Linked DNA regions of Homo sapiens: region 1 is linked to region 2. The links are chromatin contacts, found by Hi-C in ENCODE. All regions are on one chromosome and are shown on one strand. Each heading gives the region's core, a stretch centred on a gene start or an enhancer-like site at or near the end of the contact. The rest is flanking DNA. Distances are from core to core; before and after follow the strand shown. Region 1 holds the start of PRKN (parkin RBR E3 ubiquitin protein ligase). Region 2 holds the start of IGF2R (insulin like growth factor 2 receptor).

What was found. Hi-C counts contacts between places; a loop is a spot of excess contacts on that map. Pooled maps may share reads with other maps.
Region 1: a map of ovary shows a loop between it and region 2 (13-fold over the local background). The contact joins the promoter of PRKN here to the promoter of IGF2R in region 2. A Hi-C loop is called at or near these places in 2 of 168 maps with a recorded cell type or tissue (CD8-positive, alpha-beta T cell and ovary) and 8 of 50 pooled maps.

Annotation. Positions count from the first base shown.
Region 1 is chr6:162,723,378-162,730,078 of GRCh38, forward strand. PRKN (parkin RBR E3 ubiquitin protein ligase) reads right to left here and starts at 4,389. Exons shown (of 12, transcript NM_004562.3): 1 at 4,285-4,389. The coding sequence starts at 4,291. It overlaps PACRG (parkin coregulated), which reads left to right and starts at 4,597. Exons shown (of 5, transcript NM_001080379.2): 1 at 4,597-5,014. The coding sequence starts at 4,859. RefSeq lists silencers at 3,967-4,506, 3,996-4,217.
Region 2 is chr6:159,963,803-159,970,640 of GRCh38, forward strand. It overlaps IGF2R (insulin like growth factor 2 receptor), which reads left to right and starts at 5,280. Exons shown (of 48, transcript NM_000876.4): 1 at 5,280-5,593. The coding sequence starts at 5,445. RefSeq lists silencers at 4,841-5,460, 5,471-5,750, 5,771-5,900.

The sequences.
Region 1 (6,701 bases), core at 3,139-5,638, 2.8 Mb after region 2:
GGGCACTCTTATACACACTGAAAGGGAGGGCAGGGCCACCAAGGACAGTTGTGCAGCTTGTACACTGAAAGGCACTACCCCTAGGGTGAGAGAGAGGTGGGGGACCGGAGATCCAGGAGGCGTTCTGCTAGTGAAAGCTGAGTCAGTCTCAGGAAGGACGTCTTTTGGCAATTTTCAGCCCAGAGGGGCAGGGCAGCTCTTTACTACCATGTTGTATTAGTGGAGGCTTTAGATAGGCTTGTAAAATTGGGCAACTTATTTTGGAAAAATTTTGAAATACCTAGGAAAATGTAAAATCTACAAACTCTTTAACTCAAATTGTCATACGATTTTTATTTTACATCTATGCTTACATGTGCAAGTAAAAAGATATGGCCACAAACACTTCTGACAACAGTTGTCTGTAAACCTAATGAGTGCTTATTTATTGGTAAATATTTTCATAATTAGTGTATCCTATAAAAGACTAGGCAGGAATCGCTGTGGAGTGGATCTGGACATGCAGATATGTAAATTCTCAAAGAGATGCTAAGTGAAACAAGGTATAGAAGAGACTATGTTCCAATGAATGGTTTTTGTCAATCAAAAATCTTCTTAAAAGTCTAAGACACTGAATGTGTATTTCAATACTGACAACATTGTTGTATATATAACCATGCACTCTAATATCTGCTGTTACTCAAATACCTAAATCCAGTTCTACAGAACATTTAGAACATACCACAAATATCCCCACTAACATTCCATTTTAAACACAAAGAATTGCTCATTTTTAAAAAAGTCAAAATATATTTTTAATAGAGGTACCAAAAATTACATTTTTCTAAATTGAATTCTTTTAAGCTTTTCTATTCTGCTTTATATCATCTTGAAGTCCTTCTCCACACTTTCCACAAAGGCACAATTTTTAACCGACTTCAATTAAATTATGTTTCTGTAGCTGCCTGGGTCAGGGCATTCAACACATCAATCACAATGCAGGTGGGAAATGTAAGTACTTTTGAAACAGTCCTCATGCCAATAAGGGAATCTTCGGTTTTGAGAAAGTAAAAGGAAGGTACATGTCATTAGCAGTGAGGTCACAGTCAGTCCTGTTTACTCCTATTCTACCAGGAAACCCATCTTTACGTTTCTCCTTAAACTAAGCCAGGATTTAAATAAAGTGGCAGAATATTATTCGCAGTAAGGTTGAGGCGGGAAATTAAAGAACAATAAAATTAAAAAGAAAGAGAAATAAGTTTTCCTGTTTTAGGCTAACTTGTTCCAGAAGCAGCAACAGGCACAGCCTAGACCCAGGAAAAGTCTTGATAATATTATCTAATATGCTCTGGAGACTCTCTCAGCACTCCCTCAACACAGGGAGAAGAAAAACAAATTTTCCTTTGTTTTACAGAATGAGTTTATAGACTCTTGTTCTCTGTAACTAGTGATTTCAAGTATTCTGTTTTATCTAAGTAGTACAACGAAGGTCATAAAAAGCCTGAGTAGGCCTGAACTACAGCTGCCTGGGCACCACAGAGAAGGTTATAGGATAAGCCTGTGCCCAGGCAAACCTAGAAAACGAACATCTGGGTTGCTTGGCAATGGTCATCTGCAATCCTGTCTTTGTCCTGCCTCTGTATCCCTGCTTTCACGCCACTGTAAGCTTGCTTCAAGCTAGCCCACCTCCGTTTGTGAAGTGTGTATAAAAGTCAAGTACTGTCTTTATTCTGGGCCCAGTCTTTTGGATGTGAGTCAGCTGGGCCTGAGTACACTCAATAAAGATTCTCCTGCTTCAACCTGAGGTCTCCCTCATACTCCCGAATCCCGCAACAAGGTGAGTGTAATAGTTAGAGAAAGCATAGGCCTGAAAGGAGCAAGCTTTGAGAAGCACTCTTACCTTTAACAGAAAATCCCAGATACATACTATTTACATTTTAGTGATCACTGGATAAAGTCTATAATGTCTTTCCTGGCTCTGAATTTTTGTCACAAAAACACAAAACCCATCACTCCAAGGCTTCCTTTTAATGGTTTTCACTTTCACCTACCTTTAGCACTGTTCACGACACCCAAATCCCAAACTGACCATTCAGATGTTTACTGAAATGTGGCTAATGAGGCTGGGCGTGGTGGTTCATGCCTGTAATCCCAGCACTTTCAGAGGCGAATGCGGGAGGATTGCTTGAGCCCAGGAGTTTGAGACCAGCCTGGGCAACATTATGAAACTCCATCTCTACAAAAACTATAACAAAAAATTGGCAGGCATGGTGGCACACACCTGTAGTCACAGCTACTCAGGAGGCTGAGATGGGAGGATCACTTGAGCCCAGGAGTTGGAGGCTGCAGTGAGCTGTGATGGTGCCACTGCACTCCGGCCTGGGTGACAGAGACAGAACCTGTCTCAAAAAGAGGAAAAAAAAAAAAAAAAGACGTGTGTCTAATTTCAGAATTAGGCAATGCAACTAGTTGAATATTTTATTGCACATTGTCCATGATCTTATATGTAAGGCACATTTCCTAGGGAAAGCAGGCATGGATTTAATCATTTATGTTGTACTGCACACTTATTTGCACTATGTAAAACCATGGCTGGAGTGAGAGAAATAACACTTTTAAAAACCAACCTTATATTCTCCATGTCATTACCAGTAATTGATAACTGTTTAATCATCAACTCCAAAGATATTTCTTCCTTATTGGAAGAATTCCAGATAAAACTAAACAGAACTGTCCAAACACATTTCATCCTAATAAAGTTATTTATATAATCACTTATTAGGTCATAACTTATAACTGAGTAATGTTCTTTAGATCTTAAGTGCTTGTCTTTATATAGCTTTACAATAAATTTGTTTCTCTTAAAATTATCTGTGCACTAGATTAAGTTAAATTAAAATAAAATGTATTTAACTGTCTTCAAAATAAGGTATAGGCTATTTTCTTCCTGTAGACTGACAGCACAGATATTGGAAAATCTCTTCTACTTGGTTTTCTGATTCAGTTCAAACTTGTGCTTGCAAGTGAATCTTACGTAAATGTCACCTAAAAAGAGCTCAAGAAGACTCATAAAAAATATTTTTTTCGTAATTTGATTAACTTTCAAGTCATTCACCAAAAGTCAGACCATGCTAGAAAGGGAAGAAAAGTTGGACAACATTCTTGTTTTACCACAAAGACCATGCCAGTTAGCTGGCTTGATTCTCCCACTGATGGGGAGAATGTTTACATTTTAACAATAACTTCACAAATAAACAGATGTAAGAAGTGTTTTCAGTGCATAAAGATCATATACTTTATAAATCCACCTCTCATCTTTCTTCTGGACAGACCACATCTGACTTCGAACGTACTTACTGCAATCAAAAGTGTTTTGTAAAGGACCCTCCTCAGGAATAAACAAGCTCACTAAACCCTCCATACATAACCTGGAGAAACCTCCACAATAATGAAACCCCATCTAGCACTGTTTTTCAAACATATGGTGCATTTCCATTAATTTTCAGGGATAGCCCCTAAAGTAACTTTTGGCTCAACAACCCTGGAAGAGAGGACCTTTGCTCATCTTACACATCAAGTGTTCATGAACAACTCTGATGCCACTAAGTTTCGTTCACAAACTTGCACCTCGGTCGTTCTTTTACAAAAAAAAAAAAGAAAGGTTATTTTGCAAAAGGCAATAGATTTAATCTTGGCTACTATTTACTCTTAATGTTTCTTTCATCTCAGCCCTCCAATGAGAAGTTTAAAAGGAAACATCCGAGGGAGCAAGTTTAGATCTATCTGGAGGAGTTTCTGTGGAGCCAGCCACCCTCACCAGGTGCCTTCCATTAGAGTTTAATGCTTTGCTGCGGTTTCCTGAAAGAGCCCCACAGAGAGTGGGTCTCGATGGGTCCTGAACCGCACCACAACCGGCCAGTGAGGTGAGGGGCGAAGGTGAGGGGCGGCGGCGGGGCGAAGGTGAGGGGCGGCGGCGGGGAGAAGGCTTCGGGACCCCACACGGTCCGGGGGACCGCGAACGAGGAGCGGGGGTGCGGGGCCGCCTGGCGTCCCCGTCGAGGCGGTCTTCATGAGAACGCTCAGAGCAGGGGCGGGCAGGCGAGGGCTTCGAACGCACACACTGGGGCCCCGGACCCGCGTCGCTGAGCTGGGGAGCCCGGCGGCGCGGGCCGGGGACGGCACGGGCACTTTGGCCCCGTCATTGACAGTTGGCACCGGGGGTCCTGGTCGGCCGAGGCGGGGCGTGGCGCCATACCGGGGCGTGGGGCGGCGCAGAGAGGCTGTACCTGGCAGGTACCCACGTACCTATCATGGTCACTGGGTAGGTGGCGGCTGCGGGCCAGGAACAGGCCCATGCGCGCAGCGGCGCCAGCCGCGCCTCCCACCAGCGGCTCTCCTGGGTTAAATCCTCCAGGCCTCCCCGCCCCCGCGCCCGGCCCTAGGAATGCGCACGCGCGGAGGGCGCGGCCCAGGGCCTGCTGGGAGTCGTAGTTCTAACGCGTAGTTTCTCCTCACGCCTCCTGCCCCCAGCCCCCCACCGCCGCCCTTTCCGGCTTCAGGCCCAGCAATCTTACGTCACCGGGGGGCGGGGCTATGCGCCCGCCGTGTTGACCAGTCGCTTAGCAACCGGGAGGCTTACCTTTGGAAGCTTGTTGCAGCTCTAGCCAAGGTCCTGCCCTCTTCCCGCCCCGCCCCTAGGGTCCAGCTCCCTTCACCTAGGAGCTGCCAAACATCTGGATCAACCTGGGCACTACGAGGGGTTGAATTTCTACCATTATCGCGCCTTTTGATATTTTTTTCCAGACCTCCTGCTCACATCCGTAAAGCCCACTGATTCTTTTACTACACTTTTTATGAGAACAAGACATTTTCTAGGAAGATGGTGGCAGAAAAAGAGACCCTGAGCTTAAACAAATGCCCAGACAAGATGCCGAAGAGGACCAAGCTGCTGGCACAACAGCCGCTCCCGGTGCACCAGCCTCACTCTCTGGTTTCTGAGGGTTTCACAGTCAAAGCCATGATGAAAAACTCAGTCGTAAGTGATCTTCCTGAATTAAATGCACTCGCTCTGAATCAGGGGACACGAGATTTACAGAGGTTGGCCAGCCTTAGGATGGACTCTGAGCCATGTCCTGGGTGGTCTTTGCCAAAAAAGGCAGTTACTTGGCAAGTAGCAAACGGTGCCCCACAGTGTGTGGGGGGCAGGCTAGGTTGTTAGAATCTTGGGCAAGTGATGTACTCTGCCCATTTATAAGCACCTTCCTGATAACTTATGGTTTCTGGACCGCCCAAAATTACTCTTAAGCTATTTACACGAGGAAAAAAGATCCCCTTTACTTACTAATTCCTAACTAGCCCCACTCAGCAAAGGGCCTTATAGAAGGTGAGTTCTTAGAAATCATAAACTCTTGCAAAATTTAACATGAGCTGATATACAACCGGGAACATAAACTCATGAAATAATCTATAATGAGAAATTTCTTCACTTCAACCTAGGAAATTTTAGAATATCCTAGCATTTGCTCTAACAACACTTGTCTCTTACAAAATGATGTCATCTTCTTAGAGTACTGAAAGCCAACTTAATATGAACACTGTTTCCTGACAGGCCTTTTAAGATGATGTGCTTTAAACAATACAAGCTTTAGCTCATATATCTCTGCTACTAATACAATTCATATTTCATCTCTATTATTTGTAGTAATAAAAATAAAATATTCTAAGTATCATTAGAGAAAAAAGATTAAAAATATATACAAATATTTTAGCTGTCTGCATGATAGTATATATTTTTTAAACCTTCCTATTTGTTAAATAGCTTTACACTTGGTATGCTAAGACAGATTTTGCTACTGAGTAAGCAACTGTCTGGGAATGAGGCATTAAATAATAAATGCATCTTTCAAATTTGTGTAATTTACACCCTGGGAAGATCTGAGTTATTACATGGCAATTCATTATGTTAAATGAATAGTGTTGTTTTCCAGTGTCACATTATTTCCTTTGCTTATAGGTTGCAAACCTGATAACTTATTCCTAAACGACATACTTAAAATACATGAATGAAACAGATTACCTATAGACCTCTAGGCCAGGTTCCCATGTGGCTATGCAAAACGATATCCTAATTATTGGGAAGTGTGTCAGGTGATTTACAGTAGTTAAAATTCTTGGAAATGGACTAAAATTCTGCTTGTTGTAACTAATTCTTTTTCATGGAATTTCACATAAATTGGTTCTCCTAGGAGTCAAGATGATGCATTTATCAGCAATACCATAACCATTCAGGTTAATCATTTAGTTTTTCTTCTACACAATATTTACAATTTTGATGTTTTTTAATGTTATACTTTAATTTTTTTTTTACTGGTTGGGGTTCTTTTCTGTTTTTTCCTAAACCTGTATTCATAATTCTTGTATCATATTAATTCTTTAATATAATCTTACACCTAAAGAGATAGTTCTGCAAAATCTGATGTTTCTGTATTGCCAAATGTAATAAGTATGCCTACATGACTTAAAAAAAACATTGATTATGAAGCAGGCTTCTTTATAAACAACTTAATTGAGATCCATTATCTTCTCTTTTTATGTTCTAAAGGAAAATCTTGTACTAGCAATACCTCTCTTGCCATTGGAAATCGTAATTCTTAAATGCAAACATTATTTATCCATTCATCTATTTATTCAGTCAACAACTGTCTCTCTTTTTTTTTTTTTTA
Region 2 (6,838 bases), core at 4,030-6,529:
AGGTATATAATTTCTTTATGACTGAATTGCTCATCTTTTCAAGGAGGGTAATAAAATTACCTATTTGGTGGGATTGGTATTAACAGTAAATGATATAATACAGGAATGGTATTGACAGTGAGCCTTCAGTATGTATTATTGTATCTGCTGTTATTGTTCCCTACTTCATATCCAGCCAAATCTAAGCTTATTAGATGACCATTTAAGATCCTCTAGGAGCTGGGCACAATAAAAATTTTCAAACTTATATAAAAATTGACTACGTCCTAAACTGCGAGCTCCTTGAGGGAGGGATTATATTTTATGAGCCCAGGATCTAGCACAGTTTTTGGCCAAAAGTAGTTTTTCTTTATTCCCATGTGACTTTTGCTTAAGCAAAAGGCCTTGTACAGCAAATACAGCTTCTGTATTTTACCATGGCCTTGCACTTGCTGTTCTTTGTGCCTACAATGTCCTTTCCCTAAATTTCCCCCATTCTTCCAGATTCACTCAAAAGCAATCTCTTTCATGATGAGATCTCTTTCCCAATTCTCATTTTGAAAAATGTCAAACCTATAGAAAAGTTGAAAGAATAGTACAAGAGCACTGATATATTCTTCACTACATTTGTGACTGTTAATATTTTTAACCTCTGCTTGCTATTCATACATATATTCTTTTTTTCCCCTGAAATCATTTGAAAGTTGCCAACATCATGACACTTCACTTTCAGCATGTATCACATAAGAACAAGCACATCGTCCTATGTAATCACAGTAGCTTTATCTTATGAAATTTAACATTGATTCAATATTATTTACTGTACATTTTTTCTTGGCAGTTTATGATCTTAGAAATCAAGAAGCCTAAAATGAATCACTGTGTGTTTTGAGGGTCTTTTGGTAGAATCATGTTCCTTTCTGGGTGTTCTAAAAAGTTCCTGGATCTTTGGGGTGAGATTCTGTTTGAGTTTCAGAACAATGTGTGCATGCCATCAGTTTGATAGCTCATGGTTTGTGTTCCAAAGGGGCAGCTATTAGTGTTACCTGTCCCTGCTATTGCTCTTGACATCATGCAGGGACATCCTCAGTAGCTGCTCTTTCTGCCCTTGGTCTGTCATTTGAGCTTGTGTTTCCAAAGTCAGATGCAGGAAGATTGGGTCCTCACAACAGGGCGGTGGTTGGAGCACCTGGATGCCAAGCCTGGATCTGTCCTATCATTTGAGGGACATTTGTGTTCTTGGCTATTTGTGTTCTTAGGCTGCCATAACAAAGTACCTCTGGGTGGCTTAAAATGACAGAAATTGTCTCACACAGTTCTGGAGGCCGGAAGTCCAAAACCAAGGCATTGGCAGGGTCACGCTCCCTCTGAAGGCTCTAGGGGAGAATCTGTTCCATGCCTTTGTCCCAGCTTCTGGTGTTGCTGGCAATCCTTGGTGTTCCTTGGCTTGTAGATGCATAGCACCTCCATTCTCATATGGCTGCCTTCTCCTTGTGTGTTTCTTGCCCACTTCTTGAAAGTACACCAGTCATACTGGATTAAGAACCCACCCTACTCTAGTATAACCTCATCATAATTTATCCATAAGGAATGACCCTATTTTCAAATAAGGTCACACTTGAAGTACTGGGGGTTATGAGTTCAACGTATTCTTTTAGGGGACACAATTCAGCCTATAACAGGGGGTCTTAGGCTGATATCTGTGAGTCTCTGCTTCCTCAAAGGTTTTTCAGAAAATTTAAATGAAATACAGGAGAATTATGCCCTGCAGTATTTGACTTTACAGCAGGAGTCCCCCAACCCTCCGGGCCATGGACTTGTACTGGTCTGTGGCCTGTTAGGAACCTGGCCGCACAGCAGGAGAACGAGGGCATTACCGCTGAGCTCCGCCTCCTGTCAGATAAGTGGTGGTGCAAACCCTATTGTGCATGAGAGGGGTCTAGGGTGGACTGTCCTTGTGATGCCTGATGAAACATCCCCCACAACAGCCCTCCACCATCCATGGAAAAATTGTCTTCCACGAAATTGGTGCCTGGTGCCAAAAGGTTGGGGACTGCTGCTTTAAAGTCCCTTATATAGGATTTACATTAAAAATTTTCCAGTGGTCTCCAAATGTCCCTTATACCTTCCTATTTTTGGGTCTAGGCTCCAAGTAAGAATCACGCATTGCATTTTGTCATGCCTTTTTAGTCTCCTTTAATTTAGGACAATGGTTCTCAAACTTCCATGTGTATGAGAATCTCCTGGAGAGCTTGCTAGAGCAATCTCCTGGTGCCAAACTTCCACGTTTATGAGAATCTCCTGGAGAGCTTGCTAGAGCAATCTCCTGGTGCCAAACTTCCACGTGTATGAGAATCTCCTGGAGAGCTTGCTAGAGCAATCTCCCGGTGCCAAACTTCCATGTGTATGAGAATCTCCTGGAGAGCTTGCTAGAGCAATCTCCTGGTGCCCATCTCCAGAGATTTTCATTCAATAGGTTGAGGCAGGACCCATGAAATGGCATTTCTAACAAGCTGGTAGGTGACACAAAAGTTGCTTGTCTAAGGACCGCACTTTTGAAAACCACTGATCTAGAACAGAGGTTGGCAAGCTTTTTCTGCGGAGGGCCATATGGTAAAATATGTTAGCATTTTCAGGTCATACAGTCTCTGTTGCAACGACTCAACTGTGTCATTGCAGGCAAAAGCAGCCCTAGATAATACATAAACACATGGGTGTGGCCGTATTCCCACAAAACTTTATTTACAAAACAGCTGCCTTACCACATTTGACCCACAGGTTATTGCTTGCTACATGGATTTAGAGTAGCACTTCCACTTTTTTTCTCTTTTTTTTTTTGGAGGAGAGTTGTTTTTTCAGCGCATTAATATTTTGCAATAGTCCAGTTCAGTTTTCTTGTCATATGTTTCACAGTTTGAATTTGATTGTTTTATCTCAATTAGATTAAGTTGAACTTCTTGGCAAGACTACTTGTGATAGTGTGTACGGTAGGGAATAACTGTGAAAGACTTTGAAATGGACCAAAAATATTAGTGGTCAACTGTAATGGAATGCTAGCTGTTTAGTACAGTCTTTTGGGTTATCTGATTCTATGGGGTCTTGTGTCTGCCACTGTCTTTGAGGTATTTTACAACTCTGTAAATTGTAGACTACTGATGGTAATATACACGATTTTTGTCTTTAGAAATGCAAATTGTGTCTATTGCGTACGCAGCTGTTTTTTGACCTATGGTTACTGACCAATTTTCCATCTATAGACAACCTTATTTCAGCATTCCTAACTGCTTGAATATTTGTTGGATTCTCCTTGGATTTTCCTTTGAACCAGCTGTGACATGTTACCGGTTCTCACATTAATGAATGAGCTAAGGAATACCTTTGATACATGTTCATTCTACATCTGAGTCATGATTATACCATCTTTTAAATATTACCCTTTAGCATTTTTTATTGCATCACTTTAGAAAGCAGAAAATGCTAGTTTTTTAAAAATTGGTGATACTAGTTTTAATTACTTGATTAAGGTGGTTCTACCAGATCTTTCCATTGTGAAGAGGTATTTTGTGTTTTTTAAGGAAGTATACTTTGAAGGTGATACTTTGAGACAAAGAGAATATTCCGCTTCACAATAATTTTTCACCAGATGGTTTTAGTATTTACTGATGGTCTTTGCCTGTATCCATTATAACACTGGAGTTGCAAAACACAAACCCTTTTTCTTTTTTTTTTTTTTTGAGATGGAATCTCGCTCTGTTTCCCAGGCTGGAGTGCAGTGGCACGATCTCTGCTCACTGCAACCTCTGCCTCCTGGGTTCAAGCGATTCTCCTGCCTCAGCCTCCCGAGTAGCTGGGACTACAGGCGTGTGCCACCACGCCCGGTTAATTTTTTGTATTTTTAGTAGAGATGGGATTTCACTGTGTTAGCCAGGATGGTCTCGATCTCCTGACCTTGTGATCCGCCCGCCTTGGCCTCCCAAAGTGCTGGGTTTACAGTCGCGAGCCACCGCGCCCGGTCACCACAAACCCTTTTTCGACGTCCACAGTTTACACCTGAGCTCTCCCTTTGACCCACTACAACACTTTCTTTTCTTGGGCAATATATTAATAGCACGGTGGTTATGTCACAGGCCTGTGACTGGCTTGGGCTCAAACCCGGGCTTTTTCACTTACTAGCTGCAAGACTAACTAGTTATTTAATTTCTCCATTCCTCACTTTCCTTATCTGCAAAACGGATGCAATAAAGGCACCCCCTCTTACAGGACTGTTAGGATTAAATGAGCTAAATCACAGTGTCCGAACACTTCAGTACTTCGTACATAATTACTTGCTCAAGAAATGTTAGCTATTATTGGGTCATGATTATTTATATGTGTTTGAATTCCAGCTTTGCCACATCCCAGAGTGTCTTTGAGTAAGTCACTGAGTATCCTTGTGCCTCAATTCCTCATCTATAAGTAGGTTCCCATCTCATAGGTTTTTAAAGATTCATGCTTACATGCTTAGCAGTGTCTGGTATGGAATAAGCACTAAAAAAGATGAGCTTTTATGATGATGATGATTACTATTTTCAGTCATGATTATTTTGTATATTTACTCTAAAAGAAAGTGAATTTTTTTAGTTCAAGACTTTTAGATTCATCGTTCTACTTTCATTGTGGCTAGCTCATGGCCATCCACGTAGTGAATTAATAAAGCTTTGTTGAGTGGCACTTGCTTGACAGCGACACTTTTGTCCACTCTTTCACCTTGCTGGATTTGTGCTGCCTTCCTTGCTGTAGGAAGCCCACGCTTGGGAAATAACATTCCCACAGAAGGTCTGAGAGGCTCTGACGGGCCAAGGTTGTAAACCCCCATGATTTGACTCCACGGGCAGTTAAAGTGTGTTCCCACCCCCCACGGATCCGCTGCCACTAGGCTGTGCGAAGGCATTTACCTCCCTGGCACTTTGATCCAAGTTCCCTATTTTCCCCTACTGGTCGATCGAGGTTGGGAACAGTTGCTCTAACCTGGGAAGCACCCGCCACGATCCAGCAGGGCGCGGTGGGAGGGGAAACTGAGGCCCGGCTAGGCACCCCCGCCGCGCCCAGCCCGCCGAGAGGCTCAGGCCCCGGGAGGCACCTGGAGCCTGCGCCCCGCCCGCGCCGCTTCCTGTCCCGCGCGCTGCGCTCACGTGACCCGGGCCTGGGAGGAGCCGGGGCGGGCGGGGGTCACCTGAACAAGGGAGTCACGTGAGCGGGGGGCGGGGGTGGGGGGGCGGTGCCGGGCGGCTGTCACGTGACGCGGTTCCGGGGCCGCCGCTGCCGCTGTCGCTGTCGCCGAGCCCAGTCGAGCCGCGCTCACCTCGGGCTCCCGCTCCGTCTCCACCTCCGCCTTTGCCCTGGCGGCGCGACCCCGTCCCGGGCGCGGCCCCCAGCAGTCGCGCGCCGTTAGCCTCGCGCCCGCCGCGCAGTCCGGGCCCGGCGCGATGGGGGCCGCCGCCGGCCGGAGCCCCCACCTGGGGCCCGCGCCCGCCCGCCGCCCGCAGCGCTCTCTGCTCCTGCTGCAGCTGCTGCTGCTCGTCGCTGCCCCGGGGTCCACGCAGGCCCAGGCCGCCCCGTTCCCCGAGCTGTGCAGGTGGGTGGCCCGCCCGGACGCAGGCTCCGCTCGCGGTGCCCGGGGTGAGCGGCCGGCGTGGGGGGCGGGGAGCGCTCGAGGAGCTCCTGGGGTCTCCAAGTCGCCTCCGTTCCGCGCCGGGGTCCGCCCCGTTCCCGAGGGAAAGTTGCCTGCGTGGTGTCCGCGAGTCCCGCCGGGTCCCGTGCGCAGGCGGGGGGCGCGGGGGCACACGCGGTCGTGGCGGTCCTGGAGCCCCGCGTCCGGCCACTTGTGGCTGTCGCTGAGTCGGGGGTGGCTTTGTGCGGAGCGGTCGCCCCGGCCCTTGGGGTCGGCGCCTGCCCTCGCGCGGCCGGGCGTCCGGGAAAGTTGGAGGCAGGAACTCCAGTTTGCTTTGTTCCCGCTGCGCGTTTGCATCAGAGTTTCGCCAGCGGGGCACCGGTGAGGCCCCTCGGTGTGGAGAGGCTCACCGGGGCGTTGGAGCCCGCAGGAATGGTCCTGGAGTTGAGTGTTTGTGGTTTCATTTGCTGATTGATTTCCCCCCGTGGGCTCATTTTCTCTTTAAAGAATATATATATATATATATTTTTAGCAGGCGGTGACTTTTGTCTTCTTTAGATTGGGGGCAGGGGGTGTCGTCCAGTGTGAGCTTTCAAGACTTGACCCTTCACTTCTCTGAGCCCAACTTCCTGCCTGGTTGCTCACATGATGTCATTGTCTCCGGGGCGGATTATTCTAGTGGATCTTGCTCTGGGAACCATGATTGTATAACCCATCAGTCCCATCGAGGGCTGTTCACCTCGCGCAACTGCTAGCAGTCCAGGGCCTGGGGAACTTCGAATTTCAGGAATTTTCTGACCATCCTTTTCTGGACTGTTTAGGATGATGGAAAATTCAGCTTTTGTTTATTTTTTTAAACTTTGGTAAAAAGGAAGCAGGATGAAAAGTTTTGAACAGACAACAGTTTCTCCCTGTTACTGTTACTTTTACAAGTTACTTTTACAAGTTACTTTTCAGAGTGAAACAAAGTTGAGCCTACTTTGGGCTGAACTTGGAGTTTGTGGTAGGGTTTATGGGGGGGGTTCTTATTTTTCCCATGCATCAGAGATAGTTTTATTAGCACCCCTGTGTTCAGAACATGCAGAAATTAGTCTAAGGAGGGTGAGGCTGATCTCACGATAGAAACTCTTTGGAAAGGCCCATATTTTTTATGCTCCCTTTTTTGGAAGGGGAAGGGTGGATGGAGGGAGAGTTTGTGACACTAGTTTA